Linked DNA regions of Homo sapiens: region 1 is linked to region 2. The links are chromatin loops, found by intact Hi-C in ENCODE. Cell type or tissue: IMR-90. All regions are shown on one strand.

Region 1 (8,000 bases), 120 kb after region 2:
AAAAGGAAACACAAATAGGACTGTGACAGCTGAAGAGAAGGAGGCAAGGTATTCTAGTCAAAGCCAGAGAACAGAAAATGAATAGAATAAACTCCTGTTTATGGTAAGATTATGGGTAGAGAAACCAAAATACCTTAATGTAACATAAAGCACATAAGCAATCAGTAATTAGAAACAAAGACGGGCAACTTAATGGAAATTCTAAAAGAAGGGCATATGCATAATGCTGAAGATTGAAGAAAACTGGGTAACAAAGCAAGACCCCGTCTTTACAAAAAATAAAAATATTAGCCAGGCACCATGGAGTATACCCATAGTCCCAGCTACTAGGGAGGCTAAGGCAGGAGGATCAGTTGAGTCCAGGAGTCGGAGGCTGCACTGAGTTAGGATCATGCCACTGCACTCCAAGCCTGGGTGACACAGTGACCCCTGTCTTGGGGTGTGTGGGGGTACAGGAGGGGAGGGAGGGAGGGAAGGAAGGGAGGGAGGGGGGAAGGAAGGGAGGGAGGGAGGGTGGGAAGGTAGGTAGGTTAAAGAGCATAAAATTTTGATTTCCAATCCCAGGTCTACCACATTTTAGCTGAGTGATTACGAATCAAATCTGTAATCTCCCTAAATCTGTTTCCCCGCCTGTAAAACAGATGTTAACAACATCAAAGGTCTCTTGTCTGTCACACAGTAAATGCTCAACATATGGTAGCTTTTAAGAAACATTACAAGTAAACAAAACAGAAGCAAAAACTTCTCCATATTTAAATGTCTTATTTATTTCTTTAAACTTATGAACCACTTGATGGGGATGCGAGGTGGGAAAAGGAAGATGGTGCCATACAAAAGGATACAACCAAGATTCAATACTAAATATGGTGTCTGGAATTTGCTCCAAAATAATTCAGTTAGGGATGAAACAAGAATAGCCATTAGTTGATGTAGCTGGGTGTTTGTTCACTGTACTATTCTACTTTTCTGTATGTTTGAAGTTTTCCAAACTAAAAGATTTATTTTAAATTCCTTTCCCTTTAAATGATATGGCTGGACAAGAAAACAAGTTACGTCATCCTTTCTAGCTTTGATAAATACTGAATCGAAAAAAAGGTAAAAGAGAACAGGATAATATCCAGTGGGCAGATATAAGGGTAAATACCTACAAACAACCTAGAAAATACGCTTGCATTGGGCCAAAGACACTTATGCCTGTAATCCCAGCACTTTGGGAGGCTGAGGCAGGAGGACCACTTGAGGCCAGGGGATCGAGACAAGCCTGGGCTACATAGCAAGACCTCATCTCTACCAAAAACAAAACAAAACAAAAACTAGCCAGGCATGATGAAACATGCTGCATTCCCAGATACTCCAGGGGCTGAGGCAGGAGGATCACTTTGACCCCAGGAGTTTGAGTTTACAGTGAGCTATGATCATGCCGCTGCATTCCAGCCAGGGAGACAGAACCAGACCTTGTCTCCAAAAAAACAAACAAAACATGCTTGCATTGACTGGAAGGAAGAGGAGTAGCCAGGTAAAAGTTCACAAATATCCATGCAATGGCAACAATAAAAAAACGTGAAAAACAAGAGATCATCAAACTGAATCTGTGCATGACTCAATTTAACAAATTCAACATTCGCTTCCTCTACATACAATGTATACTTATTTCAAAAATTTGTATAAACTAGGGGCGGGCCATGATGGCTCACACCTGTAATCCCAGCAATTTGGGGGGCCAAGGTGGGTGGATCACTCACAGTCAGGAGTTCAAGACCAGCCTGGCCAACATGGTAAAACCCCTCTCTACCAAAAAAAACAAGAACTAGTGGGCTGTGGTGGCATATGCCTGTAATCCCGGCTACTCGGAAGGCTGAGGCAGAAGAATCACTTGAACCTGGGAGGAAAAGGATGCAGTGAGCCGAGATCACACCACTGCACTCCAGCCTGGGTGACGGAGCCAGACTCAGTCTCAAAAAAAAAAAAAAAAGAAAAGAAAAGAAAAAAAAGCAAGCTTTTTAGAAAATTTTTGTATCAACTGATCATTCTAAACGTACCAGAGGAGCCTGTTACTATATTAAATCAGATATGAATTATGTTGTAAAGTGAAACAGATGTCTTTGTGGTAAATTCACATTTTCACATGTGGAATTTTCTTTTATCAAGTAGGATACATTCTATAGATCCCTTTAGTTTCTCTTTCCTATTTATGTATGTATGTATGTATTTTGAGATTGAGCCTTGATCTGTCACCAGGCTGGAGTGCAGAGGCGCAATCTCGGCTCACTGCAACTCCACCTCCCGGGTTCAAGCGATTCTCCTGCCTCAGCCTCCCAAGCAGCTGGGGCTACAGGTGCATGCCACCACACCCGGCTAATTTTTGTATTTTTAGTAAAGATGGGGGTTTCACCATGTTGGCCAGGACGGTCTCGATCTCTTGACCTCGTGATCCACCCGCCTCGGCCTCCCAAAGTGCTGGGATTACAGGCATGAGCCACTGTGCCTGGCCTCTCTTTCCCTTTATACTGTGAGTTTAGGAAAGGTAAAGCATGCTTTTACCTTCTGCAAAACTCTAAAAAATCACGTACTAAGAGAACTATACACAATAATCATTTTTTGATAATGATAAAATGATTCAGATTTTATGAAAAATAAGCTAATCATGAGATCAAAAACAACAGTCACAGACTATCTAGTATTATGAGTAAAAATAATAATGCTCTGGCCGGGTGGAGTGGCTCATGCCTGTAATCCCAGCACTTTGGGACGTTGAGGTGGGAGGACTGCTTGAGTCCAGGAGCTCGAGACCAGCCTGGGCAGCATAATGAGACCTCATCTCTATATTTTTTTATTATTTATTTATTTATTTATTTTTTAAAACAACAGGCTTTCCAATAATAGCAATTATCATGGGAAATAATACTGGTGTTCACAACATCTTCTAATCCAAAAAGAAAGTCTTGGCCAGGCGCGGTGGCTCATGTCTGTAATCCCAACACTTTGGGAGGCCAAGGTGGGCAGATCACTTGAGGTCAGGAGTTCGAGACCAGCCTGGCCAACATGGTGAAACCCCGTCTCTACTAAAAATACAAAAATTAGCCGGGCATGGTGGCACACACCTCTAATCCCAGCTACTCGGGAGGCTAAGGCAAGATAATTGCTTCAGCCTGGGAGATGGAGGTTGCAGTGGGCCGAGATTGTGCCACTGCACTCCAGCCTGGCTGACACAGCAAGACTGTCTCAAAAAAAAAAAAAAAAAAGTGTAAGTTTTCTAGAAAGTATTAAATGTGTCATGCAGATATATAAGATGGTGATACCATTAATACATTTTCTGATACTTTCTGCTTTCTGTTATTTTAAAGAGTTAATTATTCATCTAGATTACTGCACATTTAAAAAATTCTTGTGAGACAACTATATGTTTCTAAGTAATCCCCTTCACCTCTGTAAACAACTGTGATGAACTTCTCTTTTTTCCTGAGACAGGGTCTCACTCTGTCCCTCAGGCTAGAGTACAGTGATGCAATCATGACTCACTGCATCCTCGACCTCCTGGGCTCAAGCGATCCTCCCACCTCAGCCTTCCGAGTAGCTGGGACTACAGGTACACAAAACCACACACAGCTAAAGCTAATTTTTGTATTTTGTGTGGAGACAAGGTTTCACCATGTTGCCCAGGCTTGTCTCCAACTCCTGGGCTCAAGCGACTTGCCTGCCTCAGCCTTCCAGTGTGCTGGAATTACAGGCGTGAGCCACCTGGCCTGTGATGGACTAATTTTCAATGATTCAGAAGTTATAACAAACGCTGCTTTACTTCAAATGGTATTGTTATAATAGTTTTTAATACAATTGTAAGGCACAACTGAGTAAAATTTATTTTTTGTCTTTAAGCTCTAGAAAACATTTAAAGTCTAAAGAAAAGTCCCTTTAGACAGGTCTAGACCAGGAGCAGTGGCTCATGCCTGTAATCCCAGACCCCATCTCTATTTTTCTTTAATCTAAATTTTAAAAAATATATAGAGAGGAAATTTTAAAATAGACATGTCTGAAGCATATTAATTTCTAGTCTCCCAATACCAAATTTGAAACGTTAGTCTAAACCCTAGTTACAGCCATCATTTTTTTCTTTTAGCAAACCCTGACGTATCCTGCTCTTATACTAACAAATGCACATTACACATGACAGGATCCTTCTATTACCCTCAATTATAAGAACTTCATTATAGTAAAGATACAACAAATACTAGTTTTTACTATGTAAAATTCACTGGCTTGCACAATAATGAATTCAGAAAAATGATTAAGTGATATGCTAAAAGAATCTACAACTCTCTTTATCAAAAAGTAGATTAAAACATGAAACAAAGGAATAAAAAGAAGACCAAAAATCATTAGAAGATGCCACTCATTACTACACAGCTTTCCTAACTTGACCCTCACAATCCATTAAGCAAAAGATTCTTAAATTCGGCCATCTACCCCATAAGATACTTAGTTTCATCCTTAAGACATCATTATACCTGACACTTTGTAACAGACCAAACCTAACCAATTCAAAAATCAGAGAAACCAAGAATCAACGAAATTCAAACAAACACTTTAAAAACAGTATATTTAACTTAGCACCAGGAAACAAAATATAAACCAGGGGTGGTGGCTCACACCTGTAATCCCAGCACTCTGGGAGGCCAAGAGAGGCGGAACGTCAGGAGTTTGAGACCAGCCTGGCCAAAAGGGTGAAACCCTGTCTTTCCTAAAACTACAAAAAAATTAGCTGGGTATGGTGCCACCCGCCTGTAATACCAGCAACTAGGGAGGCTGAGGCAGGAGAATTACTTGAACCTGGAAGACAGAGGTTGCAATAAGCCATGATCACGCCACTGCAGTCCAACCTGGGCAACAGAGCCAGACTTCGTCTCAAAAAAAAAAAGCAAGAAAAAATATATTGTATAACTTGTCAGATGTCTGGGTTTTTATAAAATGCAAACAAAAAAAATGTAATCTTAAATTTCAAAAATACTGCTAGTGAGATTCCTCTCACTACCCAAATTCTCACTAAACTCAGAAATGGAACAGATTCATTCAAAACATTTGTGACAGGGCAATATAGAGCAAAGGTGTCCTTCTCTATCCAAACTCTTGCAAATGGAGTTGTAATCCCATAGTACTGGGATTACAGGTGTGAGACACCGCACCTGGCTTTTCTTGAGAATTCTATTTCGTTCTATTACTACGCTCCTTATTCTCTTCATAAGGTATCCTGCAGTTTAGCTTTTGTTACAGTGTATCTGGTCATGTATTGATCTGTATTTGTTCTTAAATGGGGAGTATGAGAAAAAATATCTGCAAAGCATACACTGTAAGTATATCCAGAATATATACACAATTCTTACAATTCAACAATAAATAATAACCCAATTTTAAAAATGGGCAAGGGATCTGAATAAATGTATCTCCAAAGGTATGCAAATGGCCAACAAGCACATGAAAAGATGCTTAACACACTGTTAGGAAAATGCAAATCAAAACCACAATGAAATATAACTTGTCTTATTTTTTTGTATTTATTTCTTGTTTTTTTGAAATACGACTTCATACCCACTAAAATAGCTATTATATAATCAAAACAGATAACAACAAGTGTTGGAGTGGATGTGGATAAACGGAACTGTCATACAGTACTGATGGGAATGTAAAATACCGTAGCCACTTTAGGAAACAATTTGGCAGTTCCTACGAAATTAAAACAGTTACCACATGACCCAGTAATTCCATCCTAGGTACATACTCAAGTGAACTAAAAACAAATGTCCACACAAAAACTTGTACACAAATATTCAGAGAAGCATCATCCATAATAGCCCCGAAGTGGAAACAACCCAAATATCCATCAACTGATTAACGGATAAACAAAATGTGGTATGTCCACACAATGCAGTGTTATTTAGCCATAAAAGAAACAAAGTGCTGATAATGCTACAACATGAATGAATCTTAAAAACATTATGCTAAGTGAAAGAAGCCAGGCACAAAAAGCCATATATTGTATGACTCCAATTACATGCTATGTCCAGAATAGACAAATCCACAGAAACAGAAAACAAATTATAGTAGCTGCCAAGAGCTGGATCATAGGAAGAACGGAATGTGGAACTGCCTATGGATGTGGGGTTTCTTTTTTAGGAAATAAAAATGTTTTGAGGGTGGGTGTGGTGGCGCACACCTGTAATCCCAGGACTTTGGGAGACTGAGGCAGGAGGATCACTTGAGCCCAGGAGTTCAAGACCAGCCTGGGCAACATGGCAGGACCCCACTGCTGAGAAAAAATAAAAATAAAATGTTCTGGAATTAGACAGTGATGATATATGTACAACCTTGTATTTGAAATAACTGAAACCCACTAAGTTGTTATGGTATGTAAATTATATCTCACTTAAAAAGTGAAAAAAAATTCAAGGTATGGACCACTGTACTTGGGATACTTGCTGAATACAAGAATGGTCAATAAAATGAGCTAATGGTTTATATTGGATTTTTACCCCCAGAGCAATGTGCAAGTGTATAGAATAGTAAAAGGAATTTAAAAATAAACACAGATAGACTAGAAAATAATTTATACAGTAGTGATGTTGAGTTTTTCATTTGAAACTATGAAAAGTAACAGCTTTGCTTATTTGCATCTATCCAATATCACAAACTGAGATTCCACACAACAGATGGACAGACTTACGGGAAATATGAATTAAGAGAGAGGTTCAGAGGCACATCGAAACAAATCAAGCCCCTCTACTGAGCTTTCCGAGCTAGACTGCAAGCCAGGGAAGAAAGCCAATCCCATTATTTAACATATACCTTTAATTGCCACATTTCACAGCAAATACTTTTTGACTCTTTCCAAATACCAACTCCAACTTCCAAGGATGATAATCTGTCAATCCTAAAGGTATTCCAAAAATAGGTCTGTAACAGCAATGGAAGGCATAACCTCCAAATGAGCTTGCTTAGAAGATAATACTCTTGTGGATGATAATATTGTCCCTGTAAAGGTGGTTTAAAAAAGAATCTGTCGGCCGGGCACGGTGGCTCACGCCTGTAATCCCAGCACTTTGGGAGGCCGAGGTGGTGGATCACGAGGTCAGGAGTTCAAGACCAGCCTGGCCAAGATGCTGAACCCTCATCTCTACTAAAAATACAAAAAAATTAGCTGGGCGTGGTGGCACGAGCCTGTAATCCCAGCTATTTGGGAGGCTGAGGCACAGAATTTCTTAAACCTGGGAGGTGGAGGTTGCAGTGAGCCAAGATCACGCCACTGCACTCCAGCCTGGGCATACATAGAGGGACGCAGTGGCTCATGCCTGTAATCCCAGCACTTTGGGAGGCCAAGGCGGGCAGATCACGAGGTCAGCAGATCAAGACCATCCTGGCTAACACGGTGAAACCCCGTCTCTACTAAAAAGACAAAAAATTAGCCGAGCGTGGTGGCGGGCACCTGTAGTCCCAGCTACTCGGAGGCTGAGGCAGGAGAATGGCTTGAACCCAGGAGGCGGAACTTGCAGTGAGCTGAAATGGTGCCACTGCACTCCAGCCTAGGCGACAGAGCGAGACTCCGTCTCAAAAAAAAAAAAAAAAGAATCTGTGTCATTTTTGTAGAGTTCCACAATGAAATCCTTAACTAAAGCTACCATTCCTCCCCTGAGCTAAGGAAAGAAACGTGTTGCAAACTGCAAGTTGCCTAACAAAAAGTCTCCACTTTCTAACCTGCATTAGAAAATCCTACAACCTACCTTTGCAAACCTATCATGTGTATATCCCTTACACTAATCATGAACTGCAGTTTAAATTGACAAGTCATTGCTGTCCTTCTCCACTTTTGCTCATGCCATTTCTCATGAATGGAATGCCTTTTCCATCAGAACGAAGCAAAAATCCACCACCTTCTTCACGAAATCGTCCATCAACTCGGGAGAGATTTCACTTCTAAACACCCCTAGCATTTGCTTGCACCATCATATGACACA
Region 2 (8,000 bases):
AGTGTTGATCATCTTGAGCATGTTCAATGACAGTTCAAGATGGGGTAAAAGAGTTCATTTCCACATTCAAATAATAGAGATTAAATATTATAATAATATTTGCTATATCCAATAAATCTATGATTAACTAAAAGTGCTTGCTTTTTAGCTTTTCTTGATACAGCTCTAAATGAACTGGAAACCATAAAATTACCCCCCAAACGGTTGCAGAATTAGCTCATGTTCTATTGTCAAATCAACATTAATTAGCCTCGATTCTCATTTTTAAACAATGTAAAAGATTTTTCTATCAAATCAAGATGGCCTAACTTCACCACATTATCTTGTGACTCATTTTTAGTATTATAGGGCAGAATTTTTAGCCTCTTCTCAGAAGTCTACATGCTTTTTCCATCCTACTCCACCCTCCCCACCCCAATCTCCTTCCTAACACTTAGAGTTTATAGCTACAGTGTTGTGTTACAGGGCTAATGTCTGCTTCTTTAAAAGGTGACTGCAAGATTATTCAGGAATGAGGGTACACAAATAATGTCCTCTATTTTTCTTTCCATCACCATGTTCACAAATCCTATTCAAGTCTCCAGTACAGAATTAAACCAAAATAAACTGAGAAGAAAGAGCCTGGAGATCTGTCTTCTTTGTACCACAATTATACTTTTTTCCTTTTCAGATTTTGAAAGCAATTAATTTGAAAAAAAATCCCTAGATAGCTTAATAGTCTCCTAAACGGGCTGTTCTGCTGAAGCCATCAAGTTTTTAGTAATGCTAGCCTGACCAAAGCATTAATGAAGACCAAATTCTAATTAAAGGTAACAAGGAAAACAATCTTTGATATCTTCAAGAAGGCCAAAATTTAACCTATAACTTTCAATATCTCCTAAAAAACATAAAGTGGAGCACAATTCTGTCTATTGCCATATTCTATCACCAATGACAGCAACCTGAATATACAGAAAAGAGTGATTAATATGAAAACAACCTCTGGCATTTAATGAAAGGATTATAAAAGCAAAAATACATGTCTCAAAAGGAAATCTACAAAGATAAAAGCTGTTAAAGAAAATGATGCCAATCTCTCATATAACTGTTAAACTACTCAAAATATTTTCAACTTCTGACATCGAGCTGACTCAATTTGTCTTATGAAAATAAATGAATCCATGCTTCACTATTATGGGTCAATGAGATGTAAGAGAATCACAAAGGCTTAGAACCAGGCCTGGCACTGTGTGCTTACTTGGGGGTAGGGGGAGAACAGATAGCTCACTAGCAGCTCAAAGGTTGCTATGTACTGCCTAACGACAGAAGGTAGTTATGATATTGGTGTTAACAGGTAGTTGTTTTTAGTCTAATTTAGAGTTCTCTCCAAAACTTGGGAACTAAACTTCTCATTGTGCCTTTTATAGTTTTACCATCTGATCCCACATAGCTCATATTATAGCTAAGGTAAATGTTGGGGAAAAGAAATGCCAATTGGTTGAGGTAATGGTTTATATAAGATAACCAGAGTTCTAAAAGCACTTCGATATTGTAAAGTAAAAGTGTACCAAATAAAGCTAATACACACTTCACACTTGTTGAGCTTGCTCACCAGAACTGAACAGTAATTAACTTCACATAAGGACCCCTATTATCACACAAAGCCTTACTCATATTCATGATCTGCTGCAGCAAAGGTTTATCAAGCAACATCTAAACTTCAGAACAACAAACTTAATATTAAAAAGTATTATACACAAATATAAATTATTTTTCCTGAAAGAGTGACCTTGTCCTTCATGGTATTTGGGGAACAGAAAAAAAGTGTATAGCTCATCACAAACATAATTCAGAGTCACTTATAAGCCCACTGAACAAAGTAATATACTACATTACCATCAAGCTGGATGACTATGCTGTCTCAGAAATGAGAAAGCTAAAGATAAAAATACCAACTAGATATCCTTCCACAGAATTAGTGTTTTTGATTTTATAGTGCCATAGCTTATCTACCCTATAACATCAAGGTCTCTGAAAATGCAAAAAATTATTTTAAATACATTATTTCCTATCAATAGTTCCAAGAGTGTTATATATTAATAATTTAAGTAATGTTATCTGCCTACTGGAAAATGTGAGGAAAAACGGCTTTCGTGACAAAGACAGTTGTGAACTACACTTTCCCATACCATAAAAATGGTCAACTGTTGTTTGGGCCATGCAAAACTCTGATTAGCAGAAATTAAGCATGCTAATAGACCAATCTCTATTACACATTGTGAGGACATCCCCAAACTAGAATATCTACACTGAAAGTGCCAATACAGAATAGTGGCAAATCAAGAGAGAAATCAAATATTAAGGAATCACTGCGGCACCAAGACTGCCACCAGCCGTGTGATGAGCCACCTCCGAGAAATACATGGTATAATGGAACTCTGAACACAAAATTTAACATTAAAAGTGCACCTGAATATTACAAACTAACTTTACAAAACCTATAATAAGGTAAAATATATATCTTTTGAAATATTCCAGCAGCTTTTTGTTTTTTTTTTTTTTTTTTTTTAAGTTTTTCTTTTTTGAGAGGCTCATGAAATTCAAAAGGGACCACTAGCTAATTTCAACCATGCTTCACAAAACAATAATGGCTATTTTATATTGCAGTTACCAATGTAATGCAATTAGTGCTTTAAAATAATCTACACTCAAAAAAAGAGAGAGAAAGAGAGAGACCTTTGGAGGAAATATGCTTATTCAAAAGCTTCTTGGAAAAGAAAATTTACCTGAATATCAAGTCATGACTGATCTCAAGTGTAATGTTTAAAAGCTTCACAGACATGAATATTACAATCTTCAGGTCTCAGGACTTTTAATCTGAGAAAGTTTAGAGTTTGGTTTGTTTTTTAAATTCACTTTCTAACCAAAACAAATAATAGAAGTACTCAAATTTTCACTATTTACAACTCTCAGCCTACAATCTGAAATGACACAATACAAGTTCTCTTAAACTGCAGCATTAAAGGGTAGGCACACCATTCTTCTGCTGCTCGATTGTCATCCACTGAAACACACATAGAAAATATTTATGTTAGTAAAATGATCACTCCATGTACACTACAATGACAAAATTTACATAACTCAACTCATACATCACTTATATAGACTACCACATAGGATTAAACCTCTCTGAACAATAAACTCTACAAAAGTTGAACTTTTAGGGCCAGATTTTTAATGGGCCTTTAGTGATGTCTTTCTGAGAGGGGATAAAAGCAAGCACAAATTAATTTTCTCAAAGGACCTTTTTGTAGCAATCCTGGGCTACTGAATATCCCAAACATTACGCAAAAAGGTACTATGGCTGCAATTAATTGTGTGCTGACAAATTCTTGAGTGTGTAACAAAGGAGGCATTCCTTCATAAGCTTAGCCCTTTGCTTTCAGCAAACTTTCTATGATTTCCTTCAATTACAGATGAAAACCATATATTTCATAAGGAATTTTTATTGCAACTTCCAGCTAGGTGACAAAATATTGTAGAATCATAAAATGCTATTGAACCCAAACTGTTTTTTCTGTTAAGAAGTCTAGAAAGCTAAGAGGAAACAGGCTCAGTTATCCACTGATTAAACTGCTACACAAAATAACCAAAACAAGAGGAACCCACACCCAAGCTATGTCAAGAATGAGCAGTGCATGTATTTTAGTAACAGCAATGGTGTGCCTAACCTTTGAACACACAGGTTGCTGAGGGAAAACTTAACCTAATTTAATTAATTGCTCCAAAGTTTCCAGGCAAGAATTTATGCCTTGGAAATATCTGGACCTCCCCTCAAACTGTTAGTATCCATCTGAAATCAATCTAACCAACCCTCCAATTTTAATTTTATTTTACACTGAAACTCCAATAATGTTTGTTTTTGGTTAAGCATTTAGAAGGGCCTGACCACCTTTCTCAGCAGATTAGAATATACAGTACATGTGGTGTGGAATTTGTTTTGCACAAATAGTAATTTTAATCTGATCACAATGAAAAATTAAATTCCATGGGCTTTGCTTATTCTTGCAAAAACCGCAGAAAATAAACTTCCCTTATTATAATTTTAAAAGCCCATCTCAGAAAAAGCTTAGATATTCTTCAAGGAGTGCTTATACAAACATGATCTCAAAGGTCCTGAACTGTGTGCTAAACAACCATGAATATCAGCTAATTATCAGAAAAAGTCAAGAAGGGGGGTATTATGTAGGATGCCAAAAACAGAAAAAAATTCTAACCAACAAAATTAAATAAAAACTTAAAAAAAAAACCCAACACCTCTCCCTCCCCCTTCTACTAGTATTTGGATCAGTTAAAAAAGGAATTCCAATGAGCTTGACTTCTGATTGAATTGTTAGAACTGATATGCATCCTAAATCATATCGGGTTACCTTGGGGTTTTTTTCTCTCACTACAAACATGGATCCTTCATTAATGTGGACACTGGGCAGACTACTGAGGCTGTAAAATCTAAGTATCACTTTTGCAATATCATAATTACTTATACACATTTCTTTCCCTATTTCTCCCATCCCCAATAAAGAGATCTTGAATATCTTAGTCTAGTTGCTGCAATGATATTCAGTTAGCACATCAATTCTGTAAAAGGACTGAAGAATACAAAGAAACCTAGTTTGCTAAAATGAGGCATCCTCCATTGTTTTATGTAATGTACCCTGACTGCTCCTGAGTAAATACGGAGCTCGTCCTCCATGAGATAAGGCTATATCCTCACTTGTTGGTGAGACCAAATTCTACCCTTAGAAAATCTCAAATGAAATTACAGCAAAGGTAGTGTTCAAAGTAATTAACTGAAGCATTTCTGAAGGTAGTGTGTGCACATTTTCCACCACCTTCCCCTCTGGGTGAGCACTAATAGCTTGCTAATTTAAATAAATTTAATAGTGAGAAGAAAATTATAAAATGTAACTATAAATGACCCAATAATTATGTCAGTGAATAACCAAATTTCTCAAAGTCAAAGGTTCATTGTTCTTCTTAGTTTTTTCTTTAGTTTAATCCTTCGATTAGTTGAATCGTAGATGAAAAATGTGAATAATTTTGTATAAGATGGCTTTCCAATTTGCAGTGATAAAGCTCCCAGTATGACAGACGTAGTTTCTAAAAGGGGGCTTTGTTTCCTCTTCTTTTTTAAAAAGTAAAAACAAATATAACTTAAGAAAAAACAACAACAACAAAAAAAAACAAAAAAGCATGCAGGCTCTACAGGCAAGGAGTCCACTTCCATGTATCTGTTCTCTGTGAGGTAACTCAATTCTCTTTTGTAGAGAAACATGCAAAAGGCCAAACATATTCCGAGCCATACTGCACATGAAAAATTTAAAATATGCAACATTCAGAATGCACATTTCATCTCTGTACACACAAGTCAATGCAAAATCTGCAAAGAAGCAAGTGTCACAGTAAATGAAATTACGTGCAAGCAATGATAGCTGAACAATGATGCAGTAGTGCTCACCCAGTTTGTACAGTAATTGGCACTCTACAGTATTCCTACTCGTTTTTTGATTCATTTGCACTTTGTGCTGCCTCTCCCTGGGGATCTAATTCAATCTTTACAGAAACATCTGGCCCCTCCGACCTCATTAATTTCATCTTTTTCTTTGGAGGGTTTTTCAAAGTGCCCAGCCTCTCCTTTACTTTGTACTCCAGTGTACTGTGGGGAATCCCATAAATACTCTGAGCTTTGGAAACACTCATTTTTCCACTCATAACCACTGAGATTGCTTCCTCCAGTATCTCACTGTTGTACTGTCTGTAACGCCCTCTTTTCTTCCGAGGCTGCTTGGAGCCAGGGTCTCCTTCTTGATCCGATGTGGGATATGGCTGTCCAGAGGTAGACTGCTCAGCATCTGAGCCCCAAGAATCGGGTCCAGCATCTAACATGCTTTTTCTACTTTGTTTTGGAAGAATAGCCCTTAATTTTTTACTAAGCGCGCTCTCCGTTTGTGAACCCATTACCAAAGAGCTATAGCTGTACTGATCACCAGTGCGAGACTCCCAAGAAAGATCCATTCCTCGAACTTGTGGTATCTTTAAATCTACAGGAGATGAATGGCTCACATCCTTTTTTCCATCTTGTTTTGCTTGAAGTGCCATTTTTGGAAAGGCAGAGTTTTCTGCAAGAAAAGGAAGGTCACTGATGTTGCTGAGTGCACCATTTCCCCTGAACTTCATACGGCTGAGGTTGAACTCGTAATGTGGTTTTGCCCAAGAGGCTTCCCTGGATAATATTAAGTGTTGTCCATGATTCTGTAATCCAGATGGCCCAAGGCTGGCAGCTGTGGACAATTGGTTTCTGCTCAGTAGTTCTTCACTAATCTGCAGGGATCGAGCCAGTGGAACTTTGAGTGATGTGGAGTGTCCAAAACCTTCCCTGGTTCCATCCTGTAAGCTTCTTGGAGGTACCCCATCACCACTCCGAAGTCCGTCTGGGCGGTACTGGCTGGGTCTCCCAGGTCGCCTAATTGGATGGAAGGAAACTGATGTGAGCAGGACTTGCACAGGTAGGGAGGGATGGGTGAGGGGACCACTCCTTTATTAGAAGGCCTTGCTTGGGTAACATCACTTTGTGTTATTTATTTATTTTTCTCTAAAATTAAAAAAAAAATGGTCTCAGCAGTTAGTTTTAAAACTTGTTCACAAAAAAAGGAAAAAGGAAAAAGAAAAAAAATCAGGAGCTTTTTGGGCAAAGAAAAATTAAACCTGTCAGCCGGTCTCTGGTTGGGTTCACAAATTTTCGGAGAAAAAGTTTCGCGCAACTGTCTGAAAATAGCATCTTAATTATTAATTACAAAGTAATCATCAGTCTCCATAGATCTACACAGAATTGTGTTGCCAATGTGACGTTACCACTAAACAAGTACAGTAATAAAAGAGTAAGCCAAATTATTTATTTTAATTCAATGTATTCAACATTCATGACAACTAGTGTTAAAACTGAAACCATATACATTACTGGAACCCATAAATAATTGCTCATTTATCCCACAAACAAGTTGATATTCATCATCAAAAATCAAACAATTCCAAGTAACATTTCTTATTTTGCTTGGGGGGCGGGGGGGAATACATATATATGGCTAACAGCCCCAAGGGAGAAAAAAAAATTCCCAAATAAACCAAACCAAAAGACCCACTGCATTATAACTTACCACACGTCTTCATTTTAAAACACTACTAGTTGCAGATACATGAGTATCATGATTTTCCATTTGAAATAATCCAAGCTTAAAAGAAATTACTCTTTATTTACCCCTTAAGTTCTACTCAAAGTAATTACTGTCAGAGGGATATAAACAATTTTTTAGCAGTTTTCTCTGGCTTAAAAAAAACTTCCCTTCTTGAAATACCAAACACCTATTTTGAAATTTCAAATGGACGGCTTTCAAACAATGTTTAAAAAGTCAACTACTTAGACAAAGTTAATTTGTAAGGTTTTGACTTTCACAATAAGAAAGATTATCAATATTAAGACTGACATGTGGCAAAACATGCCCAAGGGGATGATTACATTAATTAGGCACAAAATAGGGCTTTGCAGAAATGATAAACCAGTTATGTTCTACAAAACTCTATGGGGACTACTATCATCAGTAACACAATAAGGATAACACTGAATATTCAACTAAAAGATGGGCAATCCTATTGGTGCATTTTTCTTCCATAAAACAAAACCAGTAGAAAACACTTTCCATTCAGAGGGATAAACACAGCAACTTCAACCATATAATACATGAACCTGGTAGCCAAGTTTACAGAGAATCTTAAGCAAAGGATTTGTTTATGCAAACTGCACATGGACTTCTACAGGTGTCCTTAATTACACAACTCAAGTGTTTTTTGTTTTGTTTTGTTTTGTTTTGGAGACAAGGTCTGGCTCTGTCACCCAGGCTTGAGTGCAGTGTTGTGATCATGGCTCACTGCAGCTGTGACCTTCTGGGCTCAAGCGATCGTCCCAC

Evidence for each region. A loop is a pair of places that touch in the nucleus more often than their neighbours do. Peaks named below come from ENCODE experiments on the same cell type or tissue, not always from the same donor. Only the 100,000 strongest peaks of a DNase experiment are listed, where the experiment ranks them.
Region 1: a loop joins it to region 2, with 2.5 times the contacts of the local background. A loop is called at or near these places in 3 of 110 quality-filtered maps.

The regions. Positions count from the first base shown.
Region 1 is chr10:96,836,605-96,844,604 of GRCh38, reverse strand. The region is part of intron 2 of LCOR (ligand dependent nuclear receptor corepressor); the gene reads right to left. Among named protein-coding and RNA genes, the nearest start is that of LCOR, 8.3 kb to the right of the region's middle. RefSeq lists enhancers at 1,262-1,761, 3,359-3,653, 4,296-4,795, 6,833-7,333. In IMR-90, no CTCF peak of the experiment used is centred here; a DNase peak (open chromatin) is centred at 3,514; H3K27ac peaks cover 319 bases.
Region 2 is chr10:96,953,455-96,961,454 of GRCh38, reverse strand. The region is part of intron 7 of LCOR (ligand dependent nuclear receptor corepressor); the gene reads right to left. Among named protein-coding and RNA genes, the nearest start is that of LCOR, 130 kb to the right of the region's middle. In IMR-90, no CTCF peak of the experiment used is centred here; no DNase peak of the experiment used is centred here.